Linked DNA regions of Homo sapiens: region 2 is linked to region 1. A link is a loop called in an ENCODE intact Hi-C map of the cell type or tissue named here. Cell type or tissue: gastrocnemius medialis. All regions are shown on one strand. Links, peaks and the distances in the headings refer to the core of each region. The heading gives the core; the rest is flanking DNA. Region 1 overlaps ARHGAP17 (Rho GTPase activating protein 17). Region 2 overlaps TNRC6A (trinucleotide repeat containing adaptor 6A).

The links. Peaks named below come from ENCODE experiments on the same cell type or tissue, not always from the same donor. Only the 100,000 strongest peaks of a DNase experiment are listed, where the experiment ranks them.
Region 2: a loop joins it to region 1, with 2.4 times the contacts of the local background. A loop is called at or near these places in 2 of 110 quality-filtered maps.

What each region holds. Positions count from the first base shown.
Region 1 is chr16:24,972,913-24,988,611 of GRCh38, forward strand. It overlaps ARHGAP17 (Rho GTPase activating protein 17), which reads right to left. Exons shown (of 20, transcript NM_001006634.3): 2 at 6,054-6,093; 3 at 4,303-4,407. Among named protein-coding and RNA genes, the nearest start is that of ARHGAP17, 35 kb to the right of the region's middle. RefSeq lists an enhancer at 15,536-15,699. In gastrocnemius medialis, for the core only: no CTCF peak of the experiment used is centred there; a DNase peak (open chromatin) is centred at 7,659; H3K4me3 peaks cover 936 bases; H3K27ac peaks cover 8,000 bases.
Region 2 is chr16:24,738,996-24,754,694 of GRCh38, forward strand. TNRC6A (trinucleotide repeat containing adaptor 6A) reads left to right here. Exons shown (of 25, transcript NM_014494.4): 3 at 11,731-11,818. Among named protein-coding and RNA genes, the nearest start is that of TNRC6A, 17 kb to the left of the region's middle. In gastrocnemius medialis, for the core only: no CTCF peak of the experiment used is centred there; a DNase peak (open chromatin) is centred at 9,446; H3K4me3 peaks cover 1,254 bases; H3K27ac peaks cover 8,000 bases.

The DNA of each region.
Region 1 (15,699 bases), core at 2,956-10,955:
AACAGCTTTCTATCATCAGGGATAATTTTTTTTTTTTTTTAAGACAGGGTCTGGCTCTGTTGCCCAGGCTGGAGGTCAGTGACGCGATCTCAGCTCACTGCAACCCACTTCCGGGGTTTTGCCATGTTGCACAGGCTGGTATCGACTCCTGAGCTCAAGCAATCCACCCACCTTGGCCTCCCAAAGTGCTGAGATTACAGGAGTGCAGCACCATGCCTGGCCAGGGATGAATTTTAAATGCTCTAAAGACTTAATTTGTAAAATGCATGCCAATCGCACAAAAAGAAATAATTCTCTAATCTAATAATCTATCTTATCTGACCCACGACAGTTCTGCCATGTCAATGGTGGCTGGGCTGCAAAGGTCACCTGCCTCATGTCTCTCTCTTCCCTTCTATTCTTGCCTCTTCCCATGCAGGAAGCATGTTATGAGGCCTTTGGGAGGTTCCTCCTGTGTTTTCTAGAGCCCTGGAGACTGCTGCAATTTTCTCCATATTAGTCTTCTCTCACCATTGTTGTGGTAACTCCTCTTCCCAAGTGCAAAGTGTAGGCATCCTCAAAGCCCTGTCTTTGGCACTTTCGTTTGACGTTGGAAAAGGAAAGCTAAAGCATTAGGTTTCAGAAATGAGGGCCAAGCACTTTGCCCCAGCTGCCTGGAATATTCCCACCACCTGCCACTAATTTCCCTCCTTTATAGGGCAGACACCACCTCCTCCAGGAAGCCTCACCTAACTACCTCCCTCTTCCTCTGGTACCCATTCTGGGCCCCCCATAAAACCCTGTGCATGTTTTATTGAGCATCTTGTTTTATAATGATCCATTTGTATGTATCTCCCCCATGAGACCATGAAAACTTACATTTCATTCATTTTATATCTCCAGCACTTGTACACAGTAGGTGTTTGATAAATATTTGTTTCTATTGAATATATGTCTTGGACTGCGTCTCAAGGAAGACAACAGGAACTAGATAGAACTGTGAGGGACAGTGACATATTTGGGGACTGGTGAGTGTTATGTGGCTGGCACAGGGTGTGAACGGGAAGCAGCAGGAGACAATGAAGCTGATAAGGAGAAATGGAATCAGCTGAGAAAGGGCTTAAGTCATCTAAAGAGTGTGGACTTTATCCCAGGCAATGGGAACCAGCCAGTGTCCCTCAGAAGAAGCACTTCTAACATTAAGATACTTCCTGTGTGGAACTATTTCACCAGGCACTACAAAACATTTAGCATCTTGGCCAGGCACGGAGGCTCACGCCTATAACCCCAGCACTTCGGGAGGCCGAGGAGGGAGGATCACTTGAGGTCAGGAGTTGGAAACCAGCCTGGTCAACATGGTGAAATCCTGTCTCTACTAAAAATACAAAAATTAGCCAGGCTTGGTGGCGTGCACCTGTAGTCCCAGCTACTCGGGAGGCTGAGGTGGGAGAATCGTTTGAACCGGGTGGTGGAGGATGCAGTGAGCCGGGATCAACCACTGCGCTCCAGCCTGGGCGACACAGCAAGATTCCATCTCAAAAAACAAACAAACAAACAAAAAATGCTTAGCATCTCGGTTCACCCTCCAAATGCCAGTGGTGCCTGCCAGTCCCTGTGATGACCGAACTGTCTCTACACATTTCCATATGCCCCCAGGGGTGTAATTCTGGTCCCTGTTAAGAACCACTGAGCCAAGATTTTTTTTTTTAGGCAGGAGGATAATAGGGTTGATTTGTGTTTCAGGAAATTGACTCTGGTGATCAGGTTGAAGACAGACTGGAAAGGAAATTACAGACAGGAAATGTAGCTCAGGAGGTGACTACAACAGTCCAGGTGAGAGGGAGTCAGGTCTTGCATTAAGGCCAAGGTGGTAGAGATGCAATGGAGATGAGCAATTTAAAATATTCACAGAGAGAAATCAAAGGACTTTCTAATTAGGCAGTTATGGGGTTTGGAGGATAAAATAAAAGCGAGGCCCAGCACAGTAGCTCATGCCTGTAATCCCAACACTTTGAGAGGCCAAGGCGGGAGAACTGCTTGAGCCCAGGAGTTCAAGACCAGCCTGGGCAACAGATGAGACCTCATCTCTACTACGAAAAAAACAAACAAACAATTAGCCAGGCTTGGTGGCGCAAGCCTGTAGTCCCAGCTACTTAAAGGTTGAGGTCGAAGGATGGCTTGAGCCCAGGAGGTTAATGTTGCAATGGGCCGGGATCGTGCCACTACACTCCAGCACGGACAACAGAGTGAGACCCTGTCTTGAAAATAAAAAATAACAAGGAATATAAGAAAGCCCCCCAGTTTCCAGCCTGCATAAAAGGGTGGATGGAATTCAGAGAGTCAACACAGAAGGAAGAACTGATCATGCATGCTAGAATAGACATCTAAGAGAGGAAGTTTTTTGCTTGGTTGAAAATGGCTTAGAAGTCACTGGCATAAACACATCAGTTAGAAGCCATAAGAACAGAGGAGGTGGCCCAGAGAATATGACTTGGAGAATAAGAGAAGCAGAGAACTTAATGAAACAATGTGAAAAGGGTAAGCAGAGCAGAAGAAGGCAACAGAAGGACAAGGAGCTCCAGGAAGCAGAACCAGTAGGCTGGGTCTGGTTCCGAGGGACAGAGCTTTGAGGCAAGTGTGGAAGCATAGGTGTATGCAAACTTCCATTCCTATGACAGACATGATTGCAGAATCCTCACTGTTGTGCAAGAGTGGAAAAACCCTGCTGCCAGGGTGCCCCATAAAAGTCTGTAGGAAACATAAAAGGGTAACACAGATCATCTGCATACTATTAATAGTTCTCACTTTTGAGACACCTGGTGACAATACACCAAATCATAGCTTCCCTGTGTGTCACCGAAACTGTCACTTCAATGTTGCATGGGGTCTAAGGTTTACCGCATGCTCATAAGCTGGGGACTTGTAAAAGCAAGGATGGAACTCCCTCATGAACAAAGGCTGCTGTGCTCCACTGGCTCTACCTAGGAACTGAACGCTCTGAACAAGTGGACCTTGGAAAAGACACCGGATGGCTCTCCTAGAGTCCATCCCTCTTCCTCTCTATACTAGTATCCTGATTTTTCTCAGGGATCTACCCTGGCCTTGATAAAGTCTATGAGCTAGGAGTAGGACCACAGCCCATGCTCTAGGTCTGGGCCAAACTAACTTAAACCAATCGGCACATCCCATCTCCTCACCCCACCTCACCCCCTATCCATGGTAACTAGGGTGGAACAGAAACAGTCAAAAACGGGGAATGTAACTCCACACAAATCAATGCAATGGAACGCGCTTTCAATCTGCCAAGAGCTTGGAAAAAGCAGCTTTCTCACTCCATCAAGAAAAACTACTGGGGCCAAGTATGGTGGCTCATGCCTGTAATTCCAGCACTTTGGAAGGCCCAGGTGGGAGGACTGCTTGAGGCCAGGAGTTCTACATCAGCCTAGGTAACAAAGCAAGATCCCCATCTCTACAAAAAAATTTAAAAAATTAGCCAGGCATGGTGGTGTGTACTGTGGTCTCAGCTGCTTGGGAGACTGAAGCAGGAGGATCTCTTGAGCCCAGGAGTTTGAGGCTGCAGTGAGCTGTGACTGTACTACCACACTACAGCCTGGGTCATGGAGTGAGACCCTGTCAGGAAAGAAAAGAAAAGAAAGAGAAGAGAAGGGAAAGGAAAGGGGAAAGGGGAAAGGGAAGGGAAGCAAAAAGAAAAGAAAAAAGAAAAAGAGGCGAGAGGGGAGGGGAGGGGAACTACTGGGAGAGAGGCTCTCTACTCCCACTGGCCACACTCAAGGAACAAGCAGCCCATAGAAGCTGCCAATAGCCAACTTGCCATCATGAGGATGCCTGTCTAGGGACAAAGCAGACACTGAGGGCACAGGAGAGAGAAGGAAAGAAACTGGGTTTTTCATTACATTACTAAAATGTTAGATAAACCCTGACCTCAAGTCCATCCCAACCTCTGGACTTTTCAGTTAGCAAACCAATACATTACTTCTACTTCAATGTCAATTTAAGACAGGCTTTCCGCTTTCTGCCAGCAAAAGATGCATAACCGACACAGCCATTCTCTTATCAATGACACATGATCGTGGAGCTTTTAAAAGCACCTGGAGAAGATTCCGTGTAAGGAGGGCTTCCAGCCCAGCGATGTCTTAAACACAAAAGAATGCTATGGTCACGCAGGTGTCATGAGCGTGCTTGGTGATAGAAGTCACCAAAGGCTGATCCACTGATGCCACTTAGGACAACCAACCAATCCAGGGGTTGAAAAGCCTCAGAGAGACGCAGGAACTGTGGGTCTGAGTCACATCTGATACTCACGTGTCTCCTCTCGGCATCGGTGCCATGCTGGCCCTGGAAACATGCCACCAAGCGCTTATGGGAATGGTGGCATATTGACCGCACCGTGTCCAGGCGTCTCTCAATCTGACAAGGCAGAGACAAAAGAGAACAAATTCATCCTCTTTCTTTTGTGGTGTCTGCATGCTGGTAGGAAAAGCATGGCTGAATCTACATGCAGGGAAAAGGGATGATCTTGGCTACACCTTGCTATCACACTGAGTGGCGCCAGTCAGTTTACACACTACAGCACCAGAAAAGCACCAGGTTGGACCAGGCAGAAATGAAAATGAATGATCCGGGCCCAGACCCACTGCCAACTGGAAAAAACCAGAGATGCCAAAGAGCTCTCTCCAGTTCATGGCAACTGAGCCTTCCACACAATGTACATCAGACAGAAGCAGCAAAATAAACGTTCCACAATTTAACTGCAAGATCTGTGTTTTCAAAATTATTCCTTATTGGGTTTGGGGTGTGTGTGTGTGTGTTTTAAATAAACCTCTAAAGCAGAATGGACAGTCAGCAATAAGAAACACTGACTTAGGGGACCCACGCATCATAAGCAGCTTCCCAAAATACTATTGCTAGAATATGGCTGTTTATGGCAAAGAGAGCCGCTTTTTACAGGAAGGAATGCCAAAAATGTGTATTCTGATGACTCATGAAGAATGAGAGCAGGCCCTTTGGGATGCTTTCTATTTTAAAGATAAATCAACAAATTCAAAACAGAATACATTTGACCCCAAACCATTTTACGCATCGAGATGGTCTGTGCCTCTTTCTCAAAAGGGCAGCGTTTCTTCAGATCCAAGCCCATAGCCCCAGGACTCAGGGCTGGCAGGCAATGGGAGATTTAGGAGCAGATTCCACATTACCTTCCCCAAATCTTGCAATGACCAGATTTTCAAACATTAGAAAACTAATCCACATTCATTTGCCACCAGAGAAAAGCAAAAAATGAACAAATTCCATGATTTAATTTTGATTCCAATTTCCACTAGAATGTAAACTCCACAAGGACAGAAGCCTGGATCTGTTTTGTTCACTGATTTCTCCCAGTGCCTGGGACGTTATCTTTCACAGAAACAGAAGGTGCTCATTTAATATTCGTTGAGAGGGCCCATGTCTACTGAGTTCCTGTGCAAGGTATTCAAGAATCAACAGCAAATAAATGCTGGTTCTGCCCCGCTGGGATGCACAGCCCCCTGGGGAAATGCCACACAACTGCTCTAACAGAGACTGAAAAAAAGGCAGAAGAACACAGGGCAAATCAAGGGATGTTTCACGTCAGAAACAGACAGTCTCTGTGGCTTGCAGTGGCAGTAATAATAATAGATCACTAATATCTAGCACTTACCACGTGCCAGGCTCCGTTCCCAGTGCTGTTCCTGCTTAACTCATTAAACCCTCCTAACAACCTGTGAGGTGGATAAGGCCTTTCCCTCAGTTTAGAGAAGTGGAAACTGAGGCGCAGGGAAGTTCAGTAAATCCCTGAGGCCACAAAGCTAACCAGCGCAGACGTGAGATTCGAACCCAGGTAGCTGGGTTTCAGATCCCCTTTTCATCATCATGCAACAAAACTGTTTTCTTTCCTGCTCAAAATCACACTAATTAATTTTATTCTGTTTCTGGTTAAAAAAAAAAAAAAAAAAAGCCCACAGGCCTCAATTCTCACATAGGAATTTTTTTCCATCCTTTAAACAGATCATTTAAAGGAGACTATATTTTGTTACCTGTAATAGATCTTCACTAAGGACTTCTGTTTTCTCAGCTCTGTGGGAAAAATTAAAAATTCAGAGTTAGAAATCCAAAAATGAAAGGCAACTCCTAAAATTTAATAATTATTAGCCTGGAGTTTAAAGCAAAACAGGCAGAAATAAATTTAGAAGGGTTGGCAGGGGCAGTTTACCAATTTTTACATCAGAGAGCAATTTAAGCAAAACCAAAGAAAAATAACTAAGCAAAACTTTGTGGGGAATAGCAGCCCAAAACAAGAACAAATGATCCTGAGTAGTGGTTCTCAAATTTGAGCAGGCACAGAATCACCAAGGGCAGCAGGTGCTGATATAAAATGCCATTTCCCAGGTCCCTCTGGATATTCTATTCTAATTCAATAGACCCTGCATTTTTAACAGCCACTCCTTGCTCAGAATTCCATTGCAGGAGGTCTAGAGACATGGCTTTGAGAAAACACTGTTCTACAGAAGCTTAAACTTCAGTTCACAACCAGAAACGTTATGCAAAGATGCAAGCCTAGACCACCACACACAATAACAATTAGTTCCTCCTTCAAATTTCCTCTCCATCCTTACTTTGAAAAGAAACTAAGTGTTTCCACAACTTTCTCTGCTATGCTTTGAACTACTACTAATTTCATCAACCCTTCCATTAAACCAACACGGTGGCCAGCAATCAGAAGGGGGCATTCCGAGCTGGCGGAGTCTCAACTGTCAGACCATAATAATTTTTATTTTATTATTATTATTATTATTATTTGAGACAGAGTCTCATTCTGTTGCCCAGACTGGACTGCAGTGGTGTGATCTCAGCTCACTGCAACCTCCACCTCCCGGATTCAAGCGATTCTCGTGCCTTAGCCTCCCGAGTAGCTGGAATTATAGGCACGTGCCACTTCGCCCAGCTAATTTTTGTATTTTTAGAAGAGACAGGGTTTTGCCATGTTGGCCAGGCTGGTCCCGAACTCCTGACCTCAAGTAATCCGCCCACCTTGGCCTCCCAAAGTGCTGGGATTACATGCGTGAGCCACCGCGCCTGGCGTGAAGGAAATTTTTAAAAGAGAAAGAAAAAGTATGTTTCAGCTCTGAACAGTGAAGGGAGTCAGGGGAAGGCTGTCAATGAACCGGAAATTCAGAACAGGGATTGTATGATCTTGGCCGGGAACCAATGCAAGAGCAGGAAAAGCTCTTGGGCCAGAAAGTAAATGAGACCCCTAGAATGACCTCGAAATGCTGCTAAGCTCAGAGTAGTGCCAACTGTGGGCAAGGGAAAGAAGCGCACAGCTCCTCCAGTCTACACTTAAGGCAATGGCACGTTAGCCAGAACAGGGCATTGCCATGGGGGATTCTAACACTTGTCATCATGGCACTGTCCCAGTCAACCTGGAGATGCCTACAGGGTGGCTCACTCACCAGTTTCTGCAGGAAACTGGAATGCTGACCTGACTCAAATACTTCCCAGGGCCAGAGGATCAGGGCCTAGAGACAAAGCCAAGGCCCCAGCTTCCAGAGGCAGCCAATTTTCAACTCTATGAAAAGGTTCCACCAGCAACAGGCCAACATATGCTACCCTAGACCTTGCTTGGCAAGCAAGGTGCCAGGCATTGCTGAAGAGCCAAACACAGGTAGTCATACCAGTTAGGGAAGGGAAGCAGGGCCCCAGCTGACCATGAGGTCAAAGAACCAGACTCAAAAAGAAACCTGACAGTCAGCCTAGCAAGAACACACCTGGCATGAGATCGTCATAGTTTCACCATTAGACGCCCCCATTCCTCTCGCCAATGCCTCATCCCTCCTTTAGCAAAATGCCACCAGGGAATGGGTAACTTTTGCCTTTCTTCCCTAGCCAAAACCCCCAAATCTGGACAGGGCCCTGTATACCTCTCACAGAATCCACCTCAACTCTAAAATGACTTCCTTCTGTAAGTACGAGTATACACAGAGAAGTCTCAAGGCCTATTAAAATTTTCACAAGTTCAAAAAAAGAGATTCAACCTGAGAATCAGAACAAATATGTCCTTTTTCAGAGCAAATTATTTTTTAAAAAATAACAGAAGAAGAGAAGAACTTGCTCTACAATCCCAATGTGGGCTATAAGCAGATGTGGGAAAGTTAGTAATAGCTCAGAGGTATGCTAGAGCCAACTCAGACCAACCAACCATGTGCATCTTCTCCCAACTCCTTGCTCAGTAACCTCACACTGGTACTTGAAATCAAAAACATAAACAACTGCAAACAATTCAAATAGGAGCTTGGCAGTTGTTAAACAGTTATGAGCACAGTGCTGCAACAGCCACAAAGAAAATAAAGCAAACATAAAAACGAGGCAAGTATTAACTTCAGGAAAAACAAAAAGTCCACTGGAAACATAAAGATAGTCATAGTAACTAGTATGCTCAGCTGCAAATAATTGATTGGACATAATATAAATATCAAATAGTAATACAATGAAAAATTATAACTGTATTGAAAGGATGGGGGGAGCAGAAGCAGAGGGAAAGGGCCCTAAACCCTCATTTATCAGAACAGAAAGTCAACAGACAGTAACTAATTTGATAACCCAAACGATAGTTTACACATATTACTTATAATTATGAATATGAATAAATGTCACAATAAACTGTTAATATTTCAAAGTAGTTGCTTCTGGAGTTGGGAAATCTCAGAGAGTAGGGAGTGAACCCACCGTATTTTGTGGTAAGTCTTTTACTATATTATTTGACTTTTTAAACTACATGAATCACAGTTTTGAGGTTTTTTAAAAATAGCATGTTACTTACACTTTTAAGTAGCATGCTTGATTGATATGGCCAGGGGTGAAGTGTGCCTAACTTAAAGAATTGGTCCAATGTCAAGCTCTACAAATGCACAACAGAAAACATACCTCAGAGTATCTAAAATGTAAAGAAAATCAGTGTATTTCCAGCCATTTTTTTCAAATTAACTGGACCCTCTGCTTTAGAGGTACTTTACATGAAAAGGTCTGGAGGCTGAAAACTATATTGAATATATTATATGAAAATGTTAATGTACTGTTTAAAAAGAAATTTCCCCTTTGTTTCCTGTGTTTGTGGAGGCTATATATATATTACATTAATAAAATCAATTTTAGATTTGCAGGCTTAGATTTTTTTTTTTTAAATCAATTTTAGAGGTTGGGGGTGGTGGCTCACGCCTATAATCCCAGCACTTTGGGAAGCCAAGGTGGGTGGATCACTTGAGGTCAGAAGTTCAAGACCAGCCTGGTCAACATGGCAAAACCTCATCTCTACTAAAAATACAAAAATTAGCCAGATGTGGTGCCACACACCTGTAGTCCCAGCTACCTGGGAGGTTGAGGCACGAGAATTGCTTGAACCTGGGAGGCGGAGGTTGCAGTGAGCCAAGATCGTGCCACTGCACTCCAGACTAGGCAACAGAGCAAGACTCTGTCTCAAAAAAACAAAAAAAAAATGTGTAGAAAAAAATCCAAACCCAACTAGAGATTAAAAGTGATCTATAATTGGGAAGAATTACTTTTAAGTGACAAATCATGACTATGGAGTATAATACACAAACTGGAATGGCTCCCTCACACAAAGATTCTTTGCTGGCCTGTGGACTCTCCATCTTAATTTTCAGGCCTTGGTACTGTCTCCATCTATTCCAATAATGTGGTCCAAATGACCTGATCTCCCTCATCACTGTGACTGGTCCAAGCCTTGGTGCTTCCTATCGTGAACTGTTTTGCAGTGTTCACCTTTACCAGAGATATGGAAAGTCCAGCAATTATTCCACTATCGGCCAAGGTGCCCATTCAATAGGCCATTCAATAGGCCATGTACGTAGGCCACAGAAATGTGCTGGTTTTTTCTGAGAAGTGTTATCTTTGGTTGAGTTTTTGTAATTTATTAAAGCAAGGCAGGGGGCAAGAGACTGAATTCGTCAAGACATCTATAGACAAAAAAAAAACAGTAGACAAAGTGATCCAATCATAAAAAATAATACTTGATAAATCATATATATATATATATATATATATATATATATTTTTTTTTTTTTTTTTTTTTTTTTTGAGACAGGGTCTCGTTCTGTCACCCAGGCTGGAGTGCAGTGCCACAATCTCAGATCACTGCAATCTCTGCTTCTTGGGCTCTAGTGATACTCCCACCTCAGCCTACCAGGTAGCTGAGACTACAGGCATACACCACCACGCTCAGCTAATTTTTCTATTTTTAGTAGAGACAGGGTTTCACCATGTTGGCCAGGCTGGTCTCAAATTCCTGAGCTCAAGCGATCTGGCTGCCTTGGTCTCCCAGAGTGCTGGGATTATAGGCATGAGCCACCGTACGCGGCCAGATTTTTTTTTTTTTAAGACAAGGTTTTGCTCTACCTCCCATGCTGAGTGCAGTGGCCTGATCACAGCTCACAGCAGCCTTGAACTCCTAGGTTCAAGCTATCCTCCCACCTCAGCCTTCCAAGTAGCTGGGACGAGAGATGCGCACCATCATGCCCAGGTAATTTTTAAAATTTTTTTTATAGAGATGGATTCTCACTACATTGCCCAGGCTGGTCTCAAACTCCTGAGCTCAAGCCATCCTCCCGCCTCCAACTCCCAAAGTGCTAGGCGTGAGCCACTGCGCCCAGCCTAGATTGTTTTGAATCAGACATTTTGCTCCATGTTCCTAAACTTTTTGTATATGGGTTTTTTCTGCTTTGTCAGAGCCTTCTTTGTGTCCAACGTTCTGGGCTTGAAAACACACTTGAATGTTTCCTGTCTGCAACTGGAAAAACAATACGAATCAGGAAGGAACTTCCCACTCGCCATTTTACTCTGGGGTTTGTTTTTTCCTATGAAGCTATTCTGCAATTTTACTAGTCACTCAAGCAAGGCTGATACCAGGCAGGATCTTTAATTTACTTTTTGGTAAAGCACAGATTTTCTCCTCGTAATTCTCAAAGCAGCAGTGCTGCCCAGGCCTTCATAGTGCCACTTTCCCTTGACCTGGTGTGGCAATGTCCAACCCTGCAGTGTGGCTAATAGGATGTTTCACTGAGCTCACTTGCCAGGCAAGGAGAAAACAGAAATGTTTTCAATCTGGAGTAGTTCACTGTACCAAAAAGACAGAAGATGCTCAGACCAGGTGAGAGTCAAAGGAAAATTTCCAATTGGTCTGATATTTTCCATCTCTAATCATGGATTTCTGGTAGTTTCCTTCATAAAACATGTACTATGGGAGCCAGGGACTCCCAAACCATGGACACGAATGCTCAAGTCCCCGCGATCAATGCAGGCTGTGGTCTTCCAAACAATGAGCACTACCGTCCTCCTCCCTGCTAGACAGCAGGTTCCATGAGGGCAGAGAGAGAGCTCTAAAGTCATCACTCCTCCCCAGCGGCAAGCTCAGCACCTTCCTGCCACTTAAATACATACTGAGGCCGGGCGCAGTGGCTCACGCCTGTAATCCCAGCAGTTTGGGAAGCCAAGGCAGGCGGATCACGAGGTCAGGAGATCGAGACCACGGTGAAACCCCGTCTCTACTAAAAATACAAAAAAAAAATTAGCCAGGCAGTGGCAGGCACCTGTAGTCCCAGCTACTCGGGAGGCTGAGGCAGGAGAATGGTGTGATCCCGGGAGGCGGAGTTTGCAGTGAGCTGAGATTGAAATTGCGCCACTGCACTCCAGCCTGGGCGACAGAGCAAGACTCCGTCTCAAAAAAAAAAAAGAAATACACACTGAATGAATGAATGGATGTCTATCACATCTTTGGGAAAAAGGACATTCACAATGTCAAACAAAATCCAATAAAACTAGGTTGAAAAGCAGCCATAGGTGTATAGAACTGCCTTCCACAGTAAAATCCATAATGACTAAAATTGAAATGTGATATTACCTTTCAAGGTTAATCTTTTTATAAAATGGGAAAAAAAACCACAGTTGAAAATAAAAAAAAAATGTCTGTAGGGGGAGGCAAAATCCAGTTTTAAAAATTTTATGTTAAAAGAGGAGTGAAAGCCATTCCTCCAATCCCATATCCCAAAGGGTACTGTTACGAATTTGTTATATATCCTTCCCAATTTGTTTTCTAAATTTAAACTAGTGCTTCTCAACTGGAGGCAACTGTGTCCCCAGAGGACATTTGGCAATGTCTGGGGACATTTGTGGTTGTCATGATGGGAGATGCTACTGGTCTCTGTAGGCTAGAGGCCAGGATGCTACTGACTATCCTAAATGCAACCCCACACACACACACACACACTAAATAATATAAAGAATTATGAACAAGGAATGATCCAGCCCTGGATTTGTTTCCTATTGCTGCTGTAACAAATCACCACAAACTCAGTGGCTTGAACAACACAAGTATATTATATCACACTTCTTGAGTTCAGCACTTCCAACCAGGTCTCCCTGGACTACGATCAAGGTGGCAGCAGGGCTGAATGCCTTCCTGGACATGCAAGGGGAGCATCTGCTTCCTCGCCCTTTCCAGCTTCTTGAGTCTACCGCATTCCTTGGCCTCCTCCTGCACTGTCAAAGCCAGTATGGTTCACTCTGGGCCTCTCTGCCACAGTCACCTCTTCCTCTGACTCTGCGACCTCCCTCTTCCACTGCTAAGGACCTCTGTGATTACACTGGGCCCACCTGGCTAGTCCAGGCTAATCTCCCTTTCCACTGATTAGAAATTTTAATCCCATCTCCAAACTTAGTCCCCCTCTGCCATGTAATCTAAGACATTCAGAGATTCTGGAGATGGGGATCTGGACATGTTTCGGGAGGGCAGAGCATTATTCTGCCTACTTCAGGTCCAAATGTCAACAGTGCCAAGGCTGAGAAGTGCTGATTTCAAAGGACACACATACACACACATACGTACACACACATACATGCACACCCATACACACACACACAGATGCACACAGGTAGATAGAGACACGAGGGGCATTTTTACACGTCAGAATACAGATGTACAACTCCACCACCTCCCTTTTTATGCCTGTACATTAACCTATTCTGTGGATATACCATGTTCTACTTAACTGCACGAAAGCAAGGCAGCACCACCAAACCCTCCAGCCTCATATTCAATCTAATTGAACTGTGGACTGAAGACAGTTGAAGACCGTCAAACCTCCACATCACAAACGGTTCCTCCAAGGCTGTAGGGATCTACTTGAGCCTTCATAATAGCCAACAGTAGCAGCCATATTTGCTGGGTGCTTTCTATGCCCCAGACACTGGGCTGGCACTTACATCTACTCTAATTCTCACATCAACCCTATTGGGTAGGAACCACTATTTCCCCCATTTTACCTATAAGGAAAGTGAGGTCTTGAAAGGTAACTTGCCTAGGACCCCAGCACTAATAAGTGGGATTGTGGGATTCAAACCCAGAGGGCCTGACTAGCAAGGCCTACACTTAGTTTATCTAAACCAGGGGTCAGCAAACTATACCCGCAGGCTCAATCTAGCTCACCGCCCATTTTTTATGTTCAGAAAGCTCAGAAGAATGGTTATTTTAAAATGATTGGAAAAAAACAAAATAATAATATTTGGTAACACATGAAAATTTTATGAAATTCACATTTCAGTGTATTACAGAAGTTTCACTGGAACACAGCCAGGCTCATGCATTTGTGTGCTATCTATGGCTGCTTTTGAGCTTCAACAGCAGAACTGAGTTGTTGCGAAAGACATCACCGTATGACCTGCAGAGCTCAAAATATTTGTTATCCAGCCATTTACAGAAAATGCTGGCCAACCCCAGGTCTCTATTAGTAACTCTTGCAGGATGTGGTGCAAACCTTGATAGCTAACTTTTTAGAATCACTTTGAGGATGGGTGAGGCTGGGCTGGAGGTGTATTTTCTCTTCCTCGACATTCTGCCTCATAGGCAAGCAGCAGCTGCCAAAATGAACAGGGGTGGCTGCCTCTGATAATTCAGTCCAAATGCGGAGGCACAGCCCAGTGCTGGTGACACTGGTGACAGGAAGAAATCAGAAGTTATGTCCCTCCTGCACCTACGCACCTCCATCCACTCACCTCCTCAAAAACACTGAAGTATTTTAATCACTGTTTGCTTTCTGGTCTCTACTGATAAACATATTTCGGGACAAGACCTAAATAAACACAGTTCTCTACCCAAGAGTTCAGCAACAATAAACATTTCAGGCTTGCAGACCATACTGTCTCTATGTAATGACTCAGCTTGCCACTGCAGCACAAAAGCTGCCACAGACATTGTATAAATGAACGGACCTGGCTGTGCCCCAATAAACCTTTATTTATGGACACTGAAATGTGAATTTTGCCTAATTATCGTACGTCATGAACTACTGTTCCTCTTTTAATGTTTTCAAGTATTTAAAAATGCCAAAACCATTCTGAGCCTGCAGCAGCCGCATTTAGCCCACAGACCAGAGTTTGCTGACCCCTGATCTATGTACAAGTGAAGTCCATTTTCCCATGAAACTTCAATCCTTTTTAATCACTTCCCAAATCCAAATTCTTCTTACTCAGAAGGGGGATTTCTACGTTTTCCCAACTTGCATTTCAGAGGTTGAGAGACGCTGGCTTTTCAAGACTTTTGCCAAATTGCTCCTTTTCAATCCTTTCAGCCATTCTGGGGCCTTGAGAGCAGGGGCTCATCTTTCTACCACCAAGAGCACCCCCAACCCAAGGATGGCAAATATGTGGCCGAGGCGCCAACACTAGCATCAAACATCAATGGCTCCCACTGCCTCTGGGCTCACAGGGCTGTTGGTTTTTGGTTTACAATTTCACATGAGAGATCACTGTTCTGCTGGCTTTTACACTTGCACACTGACTGATACGTCAATTAAAATGAAAAAATGAAGCATGGAGAGAATTTTTAATGAGCTCATTTTCAATGCTAGTTACCAGGAAATATCTGACGCATTTTTGAGAAATAAGACAGACTGTGACTAATCTACCAAGGATCTGAATATTGTATGTAGGGTAACAACATAAACATTACTGCATGCAACATGATTTGTATTCACAGTGAAATTACAGAGCCCACCCAGGGCTAGGCAGTGGATTTCATTCTGCTGGGAATCTGATTTTGTGCAACACTGTCACCTCCCGTTACAAGTGTTTACAAAATCCACCTGAGCCTCTGAGCCCAGTTTGGATGCAATAGTTTGATTTCATAGTGAGCTGGAGGACTACTGAATGAGTTTTTACTGTTTTATCTCATTAGATTAGCTGTCGTCTTAGATTTCTGGGAAGGAATCTAAAATCTACTTAATTGGATTTTTAAAATAAACGACTCTCTGAAACTTTAAAAATGAAGCAATTTGTTATACCTGCCACAAAGCAGTTTAAAAGCCGTAAGAGAGTTTACAGAACTCTAAAGGGATGTTATTGGGAAAAAATTGTTCCCATGCCTAACACTGAAAAGAAAAAGGATACTTAACGGGGGGAAATGATTCAACAGAAAATATTTTGGCAATGACGTGGGAAAAATAGATCTAATAGTTCTATACTCTGCATTATTTCCCCAAATGATGGTATTTTGCCCATGTATTTACAGCTTCTCTAGGACAGGGTTATAACATTTAATTTTTACTTTAAATGACAATAAAAGCCTTCTCAATCTTAACTTAATCTTGATAATATTATTTGAATTCCAGTGACTAA
Region 2 (15,699 bases), core at 4,718-12,717, 230 kb before region 1:
AGGTGCATGCCACCACGCCTGGCTAATTTTTTCTATATTTTGTAGAGATGGGGTTTCACTGTGTTGCTCAGGCTCTGTTTAACTTTTTGAGGAACTGCCCGACTGTTTGCAAAGCAGCTGCACAGTTCTACATTCTCATCAGCAATGTATGGAGGCACTAGGTTCTCCACATCCTTTCCATTGCCAGCATTTGTTAGGGTTCTTGTTTCTGATTTTAGCCATCCTAATAGATGTAAAGTGGTATCTCATTATGGTTTTGATTTACATTTTCCTAATGGCTAATGATGATTAGCATCTTTTCATGTCCTTATTGGCCATTCGTATATCTGATCTGAGAAGTGGCCATTCAGATTCTTCTCCCATCTTTAAATTAGGTGATATTTTTTGTCATTGAAAAAGGTCTTTATATAGCTTAGATACAAGTCCCTTATTAGATATATGATTTACAGGTATTTTTTCCTATTTTGTGGCTTTTCCTTTCACTTTTTTTTTTTTTTTTTTGAGACAGAGTCTTGCTCTGTCGCCCAGGCTGGAGTGCAGTGGCATGATCTCAGCTCACTGCAAACTCCACCTGCCAGGTTCAAGCGTTTCTCCTCCCTCAGCCTCCTGAGTAGCTGGGATTACAGGCACCCACTACTATGCCCAACTAATTTTTGTATTTTTAATAGAGACAGAATTTCACCATGTTGGCCAGGCCAGCCTTGAACTCCTGACCTCAAATGATCCACCCGCCTCTGCCTCCCAAAGTGCTAGGATTACAGGCATGAGCCACCGCATGCAGCCTCTTTTCACTTTCTTGATGAAGTCCCTTGAGCACAAAAATTTAAAATTTTGTAAATCTAGTTTACCAGTATTTTTTTCTGTTACTTGTGTTGTTGGCAACAAATCCAAGGTCACAAAGATTTACTTGTATTCTAATAATTTTATAGTTTTAGTTCTTAATGTTTAGTTCTGTAATTCATTTTGAGTTAAGTTTTGCATATGGCATGAGGGCTCCAATGTCATTCTTGTTATGTAACTATCCAGTAATTCCAGCTTCATTTGTTGAAAAGACTTTCATCTTGGCACCCTGTTGAAGGTCACTTGATCATAAAATGAAGAATTATTTCTGGACTCTCAATTCTATTCTGTTGATACTATGTGTTCATCATTATGCCACTTCCACACTGTCTTGATTACTTCAGCTTTGTTGTAATAAGTTTGGAATCAGTATGAGCCTTCCTTCAAGATTGCATTGGCTGGATAACCAGAGACTAATTATTAAAAAAAAATTTTTTTAAAGATTGCATTGACTATTCTGGTTGCATTTCTATGTGAATTTTTGGATCAGCTTGTCAATTTCAGCAAAAAGGCAGCTGAGATTTTGATAGGAACAGTGTTGAATATGTAGGCCAGTGTGGACAGTATTGCATTTTATAATATTAAGTCTTCCAGTTCACGAACATGGAATCTTTTTCTATTTATTTAGGTCTTTAATTGTTTTCAAAGATGTTGTGTAGTTTTCAGTGTGTAATCATGCTTCTTTTGTGGAATTTATTCCTAAAACTTTTTGATGCTATTGTAGGTGGAATTGTTTTCTTGATTTACTTTTTGGGTTGTCCACTGCTACTGTATAGAAATACAGTAGATTTTTTTTAAAGTTTTTTAAAAATTGTGAAACACGTAAAATTTACCATCTTATCCATTTTAAATGATGTAGTTTGGTGGCATTGTCCATTCACATTGTTGTGCAGCCATCACCACCATCCACCTCTGCAACTCTTCATCTTGTAAAATGGAAACTCTGTACCCGTTAAATCATAACTCCCTATTGCCTTCAGCTCTTGGCAGCCACAATTCCACCTTCTGTCTGTATGCATTTGATTATTCTAGATACCTCATTAGTGGAGTCATAGAGTGTTTGTCCTTTTGTGACTGGCTTATTTCACTTAGCATAGTGTCCTCAAGATTTGTCCATATTGTAGCGTGTGTCAGCCAATTGATTTTTGTATGTTGATACTGTGTTCTGCGGCTGTGCTGAACATGTTCATTAGTTCCAGTAGTCTTTATGTATCTGGATTCATTAGGACTTTCTGTGTACAAGAGCCTGTCATCTGTGAATAGAGACAGTTTTACATCTTCTTTTCCAATTTTCGTGCATGCTTACTCACACACGCACTCTCTTTTTTCTGACTGGAACCTCGAGCTCAGTGTCGAATAGGAAGTGGCAAGATCAGACATCCTTGTCTTGTTCCTAATCTTGAGGAAAAGTATGCAGTCTTTATCATTATGTATGTTGTGAGCTGTGGGCCTTTATCAGGTTAAGGAAGTTTTCTTTTATTCCTGTTTTGAGTGTTTTTGTCTTGTAAAAGGATACTGGATTTTGTCAGATGCTTTTTCTGTGTCTCTTGAAATCATCATGTAGCTTTGTCCTTCATTCTATTAACATGGTGTATTTCGTTGATTTTCATGTTAAACCACCCTTGCATATCTGGGATAAATCCACTTTGTGTAGTCCTGTTTGTTGCTAGATTTGGTTTGTTAGTCTTTTGTTGAGGAGTTTTATGTTTGTATTCATAAGGGTTATTGGCCTATAGATTTATCTTTTGATACCTTGGTTCTCTTTTGGTACCTGGTACCTGATTTGCTCTGGTTTGCAATCTGGGACCTTTAGCTGTTGGTTTTGCGTCCACCTAATTCTGCATTGTACAATAATAATTGTTTTTATGTATTCAGTTTTATTTTCTACTGTATGCACTTCCTCCTTTGGTTGCAACCTTCTTTGCATCCTAACCTTAGCTTAGTGCAGTGCTTTGTGCCTAGTCTCTCATGGCTAGCAATTAGTGTACACTTTTTACATTTTATTTATTTATTTTTTGGGGGACATGGTCTTGCTCTGTTGCCTAGGCTGGAATACAGTGGCGTGATCGTGGCTCACTGTAGCATTGAATTCTTGGGCTCAGGTGATCCTCGTGCTTCAGCCTCCTGAGGAGCTGGGACTACAGGCATGTGCCACTGTACCTGGCTAATTTTTTAATTTTTGTAGAGACAGGGTCTTGCTGTGTTGCCCAGGTTTGTCTCAAACTCCTGGCCTCAAGTGATCCTACCACCTTGGCCTTCCAAAGCACTGGGATTACAGGTATGAGCCACCACACCTAGTCCCACTGTACACTTTTTACATGCATCTGTTAAGTACTTCATCTGCATTACCCAATTAAATCTTCACAACCACCCATTGAGGGAGGTACAGTTTGAGACGTCTCATAAATTAGATGATGAAGGCTTCAGAGAAATAAAATAAATTGCTTAAGGTTACACACGTAGATGGTGGAATTGAGGTTTAAGACCACTTCTATTTGACATTTGGACCCAGGGGTCTTCACTGCATGCTATGCTGCCTAGGAAATGCTTGTTTGAATAGATTGGAATTGAACTGGTCCTTAAAGGAAAAGTAACATATGGATAAGAGTAAGAATTAAAAGAGTGCATTTTTGGCAGTGGTGTTGGTGTTACAGTGTTAGTAAAGGCAAGGAAGCAGGAATTGGAATCTAATTAGAGTGCCCAGTGACAGGGAGTATTGTACAAGTAGGACTGTTTTTTGTCTCCAGAGCAGTAATTAGTCCTATTTGGAAGAGTGAGATTAACATCTAAAATAATTAGAAAATGTCTGGGCGCAGTGGCTCACGCCTGTAATCCCAGCACTTTAGGAGGCCGAGACAGGTGAATCACCTGACGTCAGGAGTTTGAGACCAGCCTGTCCAACATGGTGAAATCTTGTCTCTACTAAAAATTTCAAAAATTACCTGGGTGTGGTGGCAGGTACCTGTAGTCCCAGCTGCTCAGGAGTATTGTACAAGTAGGCAGGAGAATCACTTGAACCAGGGAGGCGGAGGTGGCAGTGAGCCGAGATCGAGCCATTGCACTCCAGCCTGGGTGACAGAGCGAGATGCTGTCTCAAATAAAATAAAATAATTAGAAAATGAGTATTGTTTAATTAGAGGTCAAGGATGAGGTTTGTTTGGATTGGAAAGAATCATGAAGGGACTAGTAATTAAGCCTTAAAAGAAGAGTAGGATTTGGGTGGGTAGATGTAGCAAACTGAGTTTTGGGTCAGCCTTACCACAGCCTTGTACCATCTGACAAGTCATTAGGACTTTCTGATCCTCAATCTCTTTAACTGTCAAAGGGGAATAATACCAGTGCTATGTTTCAGGGTTGTGAGTTCAAAATGGATAATATCTCAGAGTACTTTGTAAATTGTAGGTGTTTCTGTCCTTATGGTGGAGTATCTATTGTTTTCTAAGTTTCTAAACTCACTAACTTTCCTCAATCTGAGCTTTTAATTAATTTTTTATTATTATTTTTGAGAAAGGGCTTTACTCTGTCACCCAGGCTGGAGTGCAGTGTGGAATGATCTTAGCTCACTGTGCGACCTCTGCTTCCCTGGCTCAAGTGATCTTCCCGCCTCATCCTCTCGAGTAGTTGGGACTACAGGCATGCACCACCACACCCAGTTAATTTTTATATATTTGTAGAGACAGGGTTTTGCCATGTTGCCCAGGCTGGTCTCGAACTCCTGGGCCCAAGCAATCTGCCTTGGCCTCCCAAAGTGCTAGAATTGCAGGCATGAGCCACCTGCAGAGCTTTTTATTTTGAGTTAATTTCCGATGTAGAGAAATGCAAGAATAGAACAAAGAACTTCTGAATATCCTTAACCCTTAATCCTCAAACATTAACATTTAATCACATTTACTTTATTCCCTCTTTTTATACATACTGTTTTTTACCATTTAAGAGTAACTTACAGACATGATACCCCTTTACTCCTAAACACTTAGTCAAAGATCTTTTCTTGGTAACTACAGTACCATTATGAAAATGGGCACAGTAACATTGGCACAGTCTTAATAGCAGATCTACAGATCTTACTCAGATTTTGCCAGTTGTCTCAATAATTCCCTTTAGAGCCAAACGAAATCTATTTTTTCTTGGTCAGGTCTTCAATCGAAGATCACAAGTAGCATTTAGTTTTCATGTTTGTTTAGTTGCCTGCATTCTGGAAGTTTCTTAGTTTCTGCTCTTCAGGACCTTGATATTTTTAAAGAATACAGGCTAGTTACTTTGTAGAATGTCCCTCAGTCTGTATTTGTCCGTTATTTCCTTATGACCTGATCAGGTTATGCAGTTTTGGCAGGAATAGTACAGAATTGATGTGGTGTTCTCAGTACATCATGTCAGGAGATGCCTGATATCCTTTTATCCCATTATTGGTGATGGTTAACTTCAACTGCTTGGGTGAGGTGGTCTCTGTCGGGTTTCATCACTGCAAAGTTAGTATTTTTCCCTTTGTAATTAATAACACTATTGTTGGGAGATACTTTGAGAGTACGTAAATGTCTTGTTTTCTCATCAATGTGCTTGCCTTAACCAGTAGGGCCAAGTAGTGATTTTTAAAGTCAACCATTCTTCTTACATTAGTTGATATTTTACTGTAAGATTTGGTACTTCTCTCCATTCACTCACTCAATCATTCATTCATATCAGTATGGACCCATGGGTTCTTATTTTATTCAGTTGTTTGTAATTTTTTATTAGCATAATTTATCGCTCAAATTATGGTGCTAGTGGAAGCCCCTTTCAAGCTCAACTTCCCACTTTTTGAGATCCATACTGTCATCTGGATCCTTACTGCTACCTGTTTGTATGCTATTCTCCTTCCTTCCTAAGGGGAAGACATGCCAGCTAAAGCTAAGCTAAGAAATATACAGCATTGCTGCCACTCTGTCTGTTGTCCTCTTTTGTGCTCATACTCTGTCACAAATATATATTTTTTATTAATTTGTATATGTACACGTCTCCAGAATTTCTTTATGCACGTACAAGGACATGTAAATATATATATATTCATATCCCTCCCAACACAAAAAGATAGCACACTGAGCCTTAGATTTTGTTTTGTTTTTCCAGTTAACTTTAAGCCTTCCTGATCCTTTCACATCAGGGTGTAGAGGAGACCTTTGTTTTGCAGCTGCATAATATTCCATTTTATGGATATATCCATTTTATTTAACTACTGTATTTGCAGATAATTGTCAGTTATTGTAAATAGCATGTTCCCCACCCTTCAATACGATGACCCCTTTCCACTTCCAGATAACTATTAGTTGTCCTTACTTTAAAAAATATGCAAAACTTCATTTTATCCTATTCTCTTCATTTTACAGCTGAAGCTTTTGAAAAACCGATCCAAATCTCCAACTTCCTTACCTATTTTTGCTCCAGTTCAGTTTTCATCTCTACTGTCTGGTGAATTCTATAGTTTTGAAGGTTGCTAGTGACTTCCTGTTGTGTAGTGCTAGACAGGTTTTGGTGATTAATTTAGGTAGGAGGATAAAAATGAGAAAAGGAATGGGGGGTGGCAATCAAATGGGAAAAGAGGAAGACTGGAAGGAAATAGAAGAAGGTGGGATCTGCATGGGAGAAAGTAGGAGAACAGAATGTTTTTTGGCAGAAGATGTAAAGTGTATTTTTATTTCTAGCTTGTAACATACAGCTGGCTTCTATGTGAGGATGAGCTAGCTTGTGGTGTGTTGCTGACTGATAGGCTAGTTGGGCCCTCAGGAAAGTTGCTTCCTGTTTTCTGTCTCCTAAAGCAAAATAGAGACACCTAACCCCTTGTCCCATTATTGTCATTTCTCCCTCTGTTGCCCAGGGTGGCATGCAGTGGCACAATCATAGCTCACTGCAGCCTCCAACTCCTAGGCTCAGTTGATTCTTGGGCCTCAGCCTCCCATGTAGCTGAGACTACAGGTATGTACCATCCCCCCCCCCCCCAGCTAATTGTTAGGATATTTTGAGTTATCTCAGATTTATTCTTTGCTTGCTTTTTTCACTGCCACCATGCTAGTTTGGGGAACTACACATTCACTTAGATTTTCGCAACAGTCTTCTCACCCTTGTTTTTGCCAATTTATTGCCTATTCTTACCCAACATTTTCCCTCCCTTTTTCAATTCCAGTCAGTGCTGGTCCCTGCAATTGTCATGCTGACAAGTCTCCATACTTCGCTTGTGCCCACACCTTTCTGTGCTCCTAAAAAATCTTGCCTCTTTTGCAAGAGCCAGATCAACTTCTTACTGCTCCATAAAGCCTTCCACAGTTGAAACAGCTCTTATACCTGTCTTACTTCACTAATCTTGTTTACAACCTGTACCAAATGTTTGCTTGTTTTCTTATTTCAGATGTGTTCAGTTGTTTCTACAAAATTGTAGGAATTTTTTTCCTATAAAAAAAATCATGTTTCCTAGCTGAGTGCAGTGGCTCACCCCTGTAATCCCAGTACTTTGGTAGGCCGAGGTAGGAGGATTGCTTGAGCCCAGGAGTTTGACACCAGCACCACCTCATTCCAGCTCGGGGCAACTGAGTGAGACTTCGTCTCTAAATAAATAAATAAGAAGTTTAGTGCTTGAGGTTTCTATTGGGAGCTGGTTCTGTACACTATGGAAATCTACTCCCCGCCCCACTTTAAAATTACTGTGTAGTATTCCTTGGTGTGATTACAGGATGATTTAACTTTTCCCTATTGATTGGTTTTTGGTTATGATTTTATGCTGCGGTGTCTATCTTTGTACGGTTCCTTTTTCAGAGGCTTAGATTTGAATTGATGGATCATAAGATAGTGACATTTAAAAATTCATTGTGAATAGATACTTCCAAATTGCTCACCAGAAGCTTAGTGCTAGTCCATACATACTTCTGATAGCAAGTACAAGAGTACCCTTCAGAAGGGATTAATTTTAATGATATTCAGGGCTGGGAATGTAGGAAAAATTGACCATCAAGTGTCAGGAGGCGCAAGAGTAGGAAGGGGCATTCTACCTCCAAGGTGTACCCTGCTCCCTTGATAGGCCCTTGAAATAGAGACAGACTCTCACTATGTTGCCCATTCTGTTCTCAAACTCCTGGCCTCCCAGACTCCTGGGATTACAGGCCTGAGCCACCATACCCGGCCAGAAACGCATTCTTGAACGGTACAAGTAAATCATTTGTAGTGGCTACTGGAAGATACGGGCAAAATTTGAAGCTTAGCTTGATTTGTTGTGTGGAATCCTAATCTTGATCTATTTGTTTTTTCAGATCGAGATATTGCATTTCCCCTAGTCAATGTATGAAACCAACTTTAAAATACAATTTACATACAGTAAAATTCAAACATTGAGTGTGTAGGTGAATGATTTGACAAATGTATACACCCTTGTAATTATCACTCCAATCAAGTTAGAAAACATTTCCATTTTCCTAGAAAGTTCCCTCAGTGGCATTGACTTTTACAGGCCACCTCAAAGCCTTTATACATGAGATGCAGGACATAAGTCAAGTTCTGATAAAAGGGGAGTCTGGTTTTTACAGACAACGAGGTAGATTCATAGAACTTACAGATGTGAGGTATCCTGCAAAGTAGCCTTCAGGGCATGGATGATTGCTAACTGGAGTGTTGTCTTGGTGGCAGGTGCATCAAACAGGGTGGCCCACTTAGGCCTTTCAAATCCATCAGTCCTTGCTCCTCTTGATAGTTGTGGTAAATGATATAGTCAGATGTCTTAAGTGAGTCTCTATGAACATTTAACTCCTGGAAGCTGACGTGTTTGGGCACAGGTGTTGTTGTTGTTTTTCCAGTTGGCTTTCTCTGAAGGAGGAGATATGGGAAAAAGCATGACTGGTTGGCTGTGATGATAGTGTTGAAGAACAAAACTTACTCCCCTCTGTGCTTACAGTATCGGCTGATACTGTGATATTTCCTTGAGAAGAAATGTCTGGTACATCTTTTAAGTACTAAAGGGGATATTTTTGGCCAGGAAAACACTTGCTAGTAACCTCATCAGAAAGTCTTGAAAATGAAGTTTGAGAAAGGAGAAAATACTCCAGATAGAGACCATTACATGGAGTAAAATTATAGTGACATAGAAGATCAGAAAAGGACATGTCTGTAATTCACAGCAGAACATGAAGAACAAATGCTGAAGGTGCTAGATGTTTCTGAATAAGTACCTGTGCTATTTTGACACAAGAAGGGTAAAGACAGCCTTTTGGGTGCCACTGAGGACTGGTGAGTTGGATTCATGGCTAGGCAATTGAGTGCTTACTAGATAAGCTTTGTGCTAAGTAAGCAGTCCTAATTCTTATAAAAATATTAAGACATTGACATGTATGGTCATTTGCCCCCAGTTTTTTCATGAAGAAACAGAGGCTGAAGAAGATTAAGTATTTTTAACTAGTAATCAGCTTTTAATCTTGACTTCTGCATGTCTCAGGGTAGGTAACATGACAGTGGTGTAACCTAGTTGCCGTTGTTTACTGATTTTACTCTGCTGCTCTCATATGCTGTGGCTTTCTTGCTCCTTGACTTCCCTGGGATTGTAGTGTGAGTGAGCTTGTTCAGTCTTACTACCTCCTGCACACAGAATTCAAAAGAGAGTGAGTCATGGCCACAGTTGGCAGGAATCTGTTATGTTACTCCATTAGCCACATGACACTTCTGCTTGTAACAAAATGACAGCGAAGTATAGCAACAGTTATCATACTCTTCTTCCAGTTATCCTTTTAGCTGATTTTAGTAGTCCTATACTTTACTAAGTTTTTATCAATTGTGCATAATGTCATTCATTTCATTTTTCGGTGTCTGCATCTCCTCTCAGTCTGTTCCATCAGCAAAGCCAACTTAAATTTTGTTTAATCTCATTGCAGCGCACCTATAGCAACAACCCCTTCCAGTTTCTTAGGCACTTGTCTTTCTCCTTTTATCTTCTTCAACATCCCTACTGCCATATGCATTCCAGCCTTGATAAATAATGTGCAGCTTCCAAAATGTCTAGTTCATATCTCCAAATCTCTCTTTTTCTGCCTGATATTCCTTTTTTTTGAAACAGAGTCTTGCTCTGTCGCCCAGGCTGGAATGCAGTGGTGCCATCTCAGCTCACTGCAAGCTCCACCTCCCAGTTTCACGCCATTCTCCTGCCTCAGCCTCCCGAGTAGCTGGGACTACAGGTGCCCGCCACCACGCCCCTGCCTGATATTCTTAGTGTCCCCTCTGGAAAGCTTCCTCAGGGCAGAGTTAGGTATTTTCATTTTGTGTGATGCTTTTCTTTGGGTAACTGGTTATTTTGGTTGTTGGTATTATGAATGAAGGTTTAGGGTCTAGACTTTAGGGTGATGACTACAGGTAGCCGGAGTGAGTTTCTTCCGCCTTTGCAAAGGTTTTTTTTGCCCAGTAGACTCCTTCCCTGAATGGGAAGGCTGATCTGTGTGAAGGGTGTTGATTGGCAAGCTTTACTTTACAGTGTGATGGAGGGAGTGGCAGCAGCCTCCAGTAAGATGGGCTTTGTTCTGGGACAACCAAACCCATTCAAGCACCTATCAGACTCCTGTGGAAGGTTTTGTTTCTTTAGAGAGTATTTCTTTGGCTTGAGGCTGCATTTAGAAGCAGCTACTATCTGTGGCTGTGTAGGCATCTGGATGGGAAGTGGGTGGGGTTGAGTAGCTATGGCTTTTCTATTCCTTAGGCAGTCTTTTTGCTTCATGCTCTCTTGCTCTGGTCTTCTGGAACCCTCTCTAGAGCTCCACCAGAAAGGATGGTGCCTAAAACATCTATTTCAGACTGCTCTTATGTTTATTCTTGGGTGGGGTGGCTTTTGCTTTTGCTTATTCATTTGCTTTGAATAGAATAAAAAAGTAATAACCCTTTTTCCTGAAAGGTAATAACCTGTTTCCTGAAACACATTTGCGCAGTCTGTCACTTTGAAATCCTGAACCAGAGGTTCTGTTGACAACTTTAACCATTTGAGATTTTTAAAATTTAAACAAACTAATATGAAGAATACATTATTAGACCAGGCGTGGTGGCTCACACCTGTAATCCCAACACTTTGGGAGGTCAAGGTGGGCAGATCACTTGAGGTCAGGAGTTTGAGACCAGCCTGGCCAACTTGGTGAAACCCCGTCTGTACTAAAAATACAAAAATTAGCCAGGCATGGTGGCAGGTACTTGTAAACCCGGCTACTCGGGAGGCTGAGGCAGGAGAATCACTTGAACTCGGGAGGTGGAGGCTGCAGTGAGCAGAGATCATGCCACTGCATTCCAGCCTGGGTGACAGAGCAAGACTCTGTCTCAGAACAAACAAGAGTACGTTATTGTTTCCCAAGAATTGATAGAATACCTTGGAATGTTGATAGAATATGAAATTGTTGTAATGCTGAAATACAAATCACCTATTTATTAATAAGTTATATTCTAAAAATATTTACAAAGCTTTTTAGAGCAAGGAAAACTAAAGGTAGCTTCCAGAAACCTAGGTGAGAGAGGATTGTGGGGAGGTCTCAGGCATTGCCATTAGCTACTAATTGATACTTGGGGCCAGTAGCAAGGTAACTCCAGCTTAAATGATGAAGTTTACATTCTAGGATTGGAGGAAATTGCTTGTTTCCCAATGTAAAATTTGCTAATTTTAGGTTGTCTTCCTTGATATGATATTGAGATAAAAGCTGTGCTACTTGTGGCTTATTAAAGTGAATTGTACCATATAGTGGCTATATAGTTAGGGTTAGGTTGCAGGTTGTGTTTTATTTCAATGAATGATAAAATAATAATTTGCCATGTCTTCTAATAAGAGTGAAAAAGTGAAAATGAATCTGTATGCAACATTATTTTTATTTCTTAATACATTTTGGGAAACTTAATTGCAACTGTGTGGTTCAGGGATTTAGTGCAAGAAGAAGAACAGTTGATGGAAGAAAAGAAAAAGAAAAAAGACGACAAGAAAAAGAAGGAAGCTGCTCAAAAGAAGGTAGTATGTGTGTAAACTATTTATATTAAGCAGTTTAAACATAGAATTAAAAAAAAATTACTCTTACAGATTTTGAAGGCATTTATTTGATTTAATGTTTTAGCTTTAATGGAGATTCATTTTAATATTTAATGTCTTTGAATATGCATATAAAGTAACTTGCTGAGTTTGTACAATTTAATGCATATTTAATCTTGTCAATAGTTTTTCAAAGGTAAGTACATTTTATGGATCTTTATCTTTCAAATAGCTGTTCCTAGGTGTTTCATAATATATCATTTTATAAGTGGGAAGAGCATGGAATTTGCAGCCAAGTTGAGAGTATTTGAAATCTCACTCTCCCACATAGCACATAGAATGGTGTGACTTTAGATTTTATTTAGCCTCTCTGGGCCTTAGTTTCCTTGTGTTTTGTTAAATGAGGGTTGAATTGAGATGATGTTATTATATGTAATACAGAAATAGAGTATTAAAGGAAAATGTAATAGACATAATAGGAAGTAAAGTGTCAGTTTCTTTTTCCCTCTTTATTTAGTACCTGGGCTGATTTTTAAAGTGTGCAGTGTACATTAGCCTTAAAATAAACCTCGGACATTGTTTACTGCAAGGGAATTCTAAACTAGCTAATTTAGTATAGGAAACTATAATTCAATGCAAAGTAAGTTAAAAAAATCTGTAATTATTAAAAATTTTCCATTTAATTGTTACATACCAAACAATTGTATTAGTATTGTTAATACTAAAAACTGATAATAGTTAGCTAAATGGGCACTCATCTCCTACTATGTCAAGGTTTCAAGACATTAAAATGCTCTAAAAACCTAGTGAAATTACTGTTTCAATTATCTGTTGTAATGAAAAATTATTTTAATTTCTAATATATGCCTTTTTTGAGCCAGGCATTGTGCTAGGAACTGGATGTAGACTATAGCAAGATACTTATGTCCACATTATTTAATAGGGGAAAACACAGGCTGTAAAAATGGCAGGTGAGGCATTTATGGGGAACTGTTGCAGTACAGAGAGAGAGGTGCATAACTCAGGCTGAAATGGGGCAGAGGGACAGAGAAATTTCGTTAGAGTAGAAATTAGGTGAATAAGGAGCAGAATAGAAAAGGATTCCAAACAGTGAAAACTCAGAAATACTTGGTAGCCTGTATGCATTAAAGGATGGGTTTTGCTTGGGGGAAAGGGAGGGAACCAAGGGTAGAACTCTGAAGAGTTGAACTAGGAAAGGCTAGGAGGTTTTCTCAAGGCTTTGGGGAAAATGCTGAAAATGTTTTAGTAGAGTGACATAAAAGTTTGTATTTTAGTATGTTTACCTTGGAAAATTGTGGAATTGGTTTAGAGGGGGTAGATACCAGAGTGTGAAATACTGGTGAAGGGACTATTAAAGTAATCCACAGAATTTGTTTAAAGGATATAGAGGGAGAGTCAGCTTAGATTGACTCGCAGGTTCCAGATGAGTGACTACATTTGAGAGGAGTTAATCAGGCTAGGGGATACAAAGAAAGGAGAAATGATAAATAATTCAGTTCTGCATGTCCTGAGCCTAGGGGTGTCATCAGCAAGTATTAGGGGAGGAGAATTAAGTATGAGATGAGAGGAGATGATGTGGCCCTAGCCACCTGCCTTTTGCTTGCTCTTAGGGGTGCCTGGGAAGGGATGCATAGGTATATGCCATGGTTAGGGTTTTGGTAGGCTTCTCGTGGTTTGGTATTGATGGATGTCTTGGGCCTCTGTCAGAGGCTGTTTATGTAGGACAGTCTTTGCAGTCTGGTCGGTCATTGCTCGAGATTTCTTATGAGAAAGTTGTGTCCTCTGTAAGTCTGAGGTTGGGGTAAAGGCTTATCAGACTCTTGTTCCATGGTGTGAAAGGCCATTTGCCCAATGAAAAGAGCTTCTAAGAAACTTAAGAGGTTTATTGAAAAGGATGGTTGGATATACTTTATGTAGATTCAGTAGTTTGGCAAGCATCTGAGTGTTGAATTAGGCTCTGTTGGTCCCTGTGTCTAAGGAGTTCAAGAATTAGCTGATAAGTCAGAATGTATGTGAAATGGCTAGAGAAGAGGCCTAAGACAATATATAAGCGTATTTGTTTGGAATTTATTCTATTTACTGAGAAATTTTAAGAAAGGGAGGGGTCACTTGAATGATGTCTTTAAATATTGTATTTTTGTGAATATAATTTTAAAGTTGTAACATATACAGCAATGGCTCTAATTGTTACAAGTAAATCTTTACATTCTTGTATAATCAAATCTCTAAATCACCAAGTCAGTATAAGTGGTCACTTATGTGTAGGCAGCTTATAAATAAGCCTGTAACACATGAGTGGTGATTATTGTGCCATTTGACTTCTCACCAAATCTGAAGTGACAGCTTTTCATACTGTTGCCCACTTCATTCCTGTCTCACCCCATGGTTCCAGTCTCTCACCTCAACCATGTCCTTACTAGAACCATCATCAGAAGCTTAGGGATATAAGAAGTTTTTCCTTCTTTTGCCAGATCTTCAGCACTGATAGGGTATTCCTGTGTGTCTCATAGACACATCATAGTATCTACCCACTGAACACAATATAAAGGAAGGTTTAATACCTCTAATAAATGTTAAGTTTAGCAGGCTAGGCCGCTACTGTAAATTAGACTGTTCTCCAAATTTCAAATAATCAGCTTACAACTGAATTTGAATACAACCTGTCGGTGAAGTGAGGACAGCTGGTATTTCCATAGAGTGTTACCAGATAGCTCTTGAAAAGAAAAGAAAACCCCCAAATGACACACTTATAGCCCATATGAGGAATTGTGAGTCACAGGGTTTTTAAGACAGGTTTCCTGGAACTTGTCTTTTGTCGCTAGTAGGAGCCAGCAGGTGTATCCAGGCAGATATCTACATGAGCCAGGTGGGCAGGCCCATTTATATAAATGTTGGCACATAAACTCACTACAGTAAAAAGTATTTTATGTAATTTATATTTTCTTATTTTTGAAAAAGGCCAGATATTATCTGTTCTAATACATTTGTTCATTTTTAATATAAGGAACCTAAGCATCAGAATGAATTAAGTGATTGACCTTGGTTTTATCATGGTGACAGAACCAGGAATATAATTGAAATCTCTCTCCTCCAGCTGGTGCTTTGCCAAAACCCTGTGCCATGACTTTATCCTTTTCATGCAGAACATTATCTTATACTTTGCTTTATTTTTTGTCATTTAAAGGTGAACTTTAAAATTGGAAAATAATATATTGTGATAATTTTTATAATAGGGTATAAAATAGGTTCTTATACCATGAATACAGAAAATGCATACATTTAATGGTCCCCAGTAGCCACTGTGGTTTTTTTAAAATTAACACCATGGGTTATTTTCTATTTTAAATAAAAAGCCAGATAACACAACTTCCTATAAAAACAATTAGACACCGACGAGCCTTACAACGATATTTTCGTTTTGATAGTTTTTATTATCCTATCATTTAAATATTAATTTACATATTTAGATTCTTTAAAGAGCTTTTTCACATTAAAAACAGGGTGATTTGTATTGTATTTCAGCCCCAATACATTTCTAATTAATATGGAGACCGATGACTTTTGTTCTTAAAATTTTTTGAAAAGCCTTTTCATCAAAGATTATGTATAACACTCTTTTCTGTTTCATATCTAAGAACCAGGGCTATTATTTTCTGATTCTTGGGCTTAGAAAATAATTTGACAGAGCATGGAAATGTAGTTTCCATACTTTAAAAAAAGGAGGGGGGTGACAGTAGTAGCAGTAGGTTACCATGGATTTCTCTCCAGGTTCTGTTTTTAGAAGAAATTTCTCCAAGGGATCTTAAGGGAAATGTAATGAGGAGGAAAATAGAGGTTGAGAA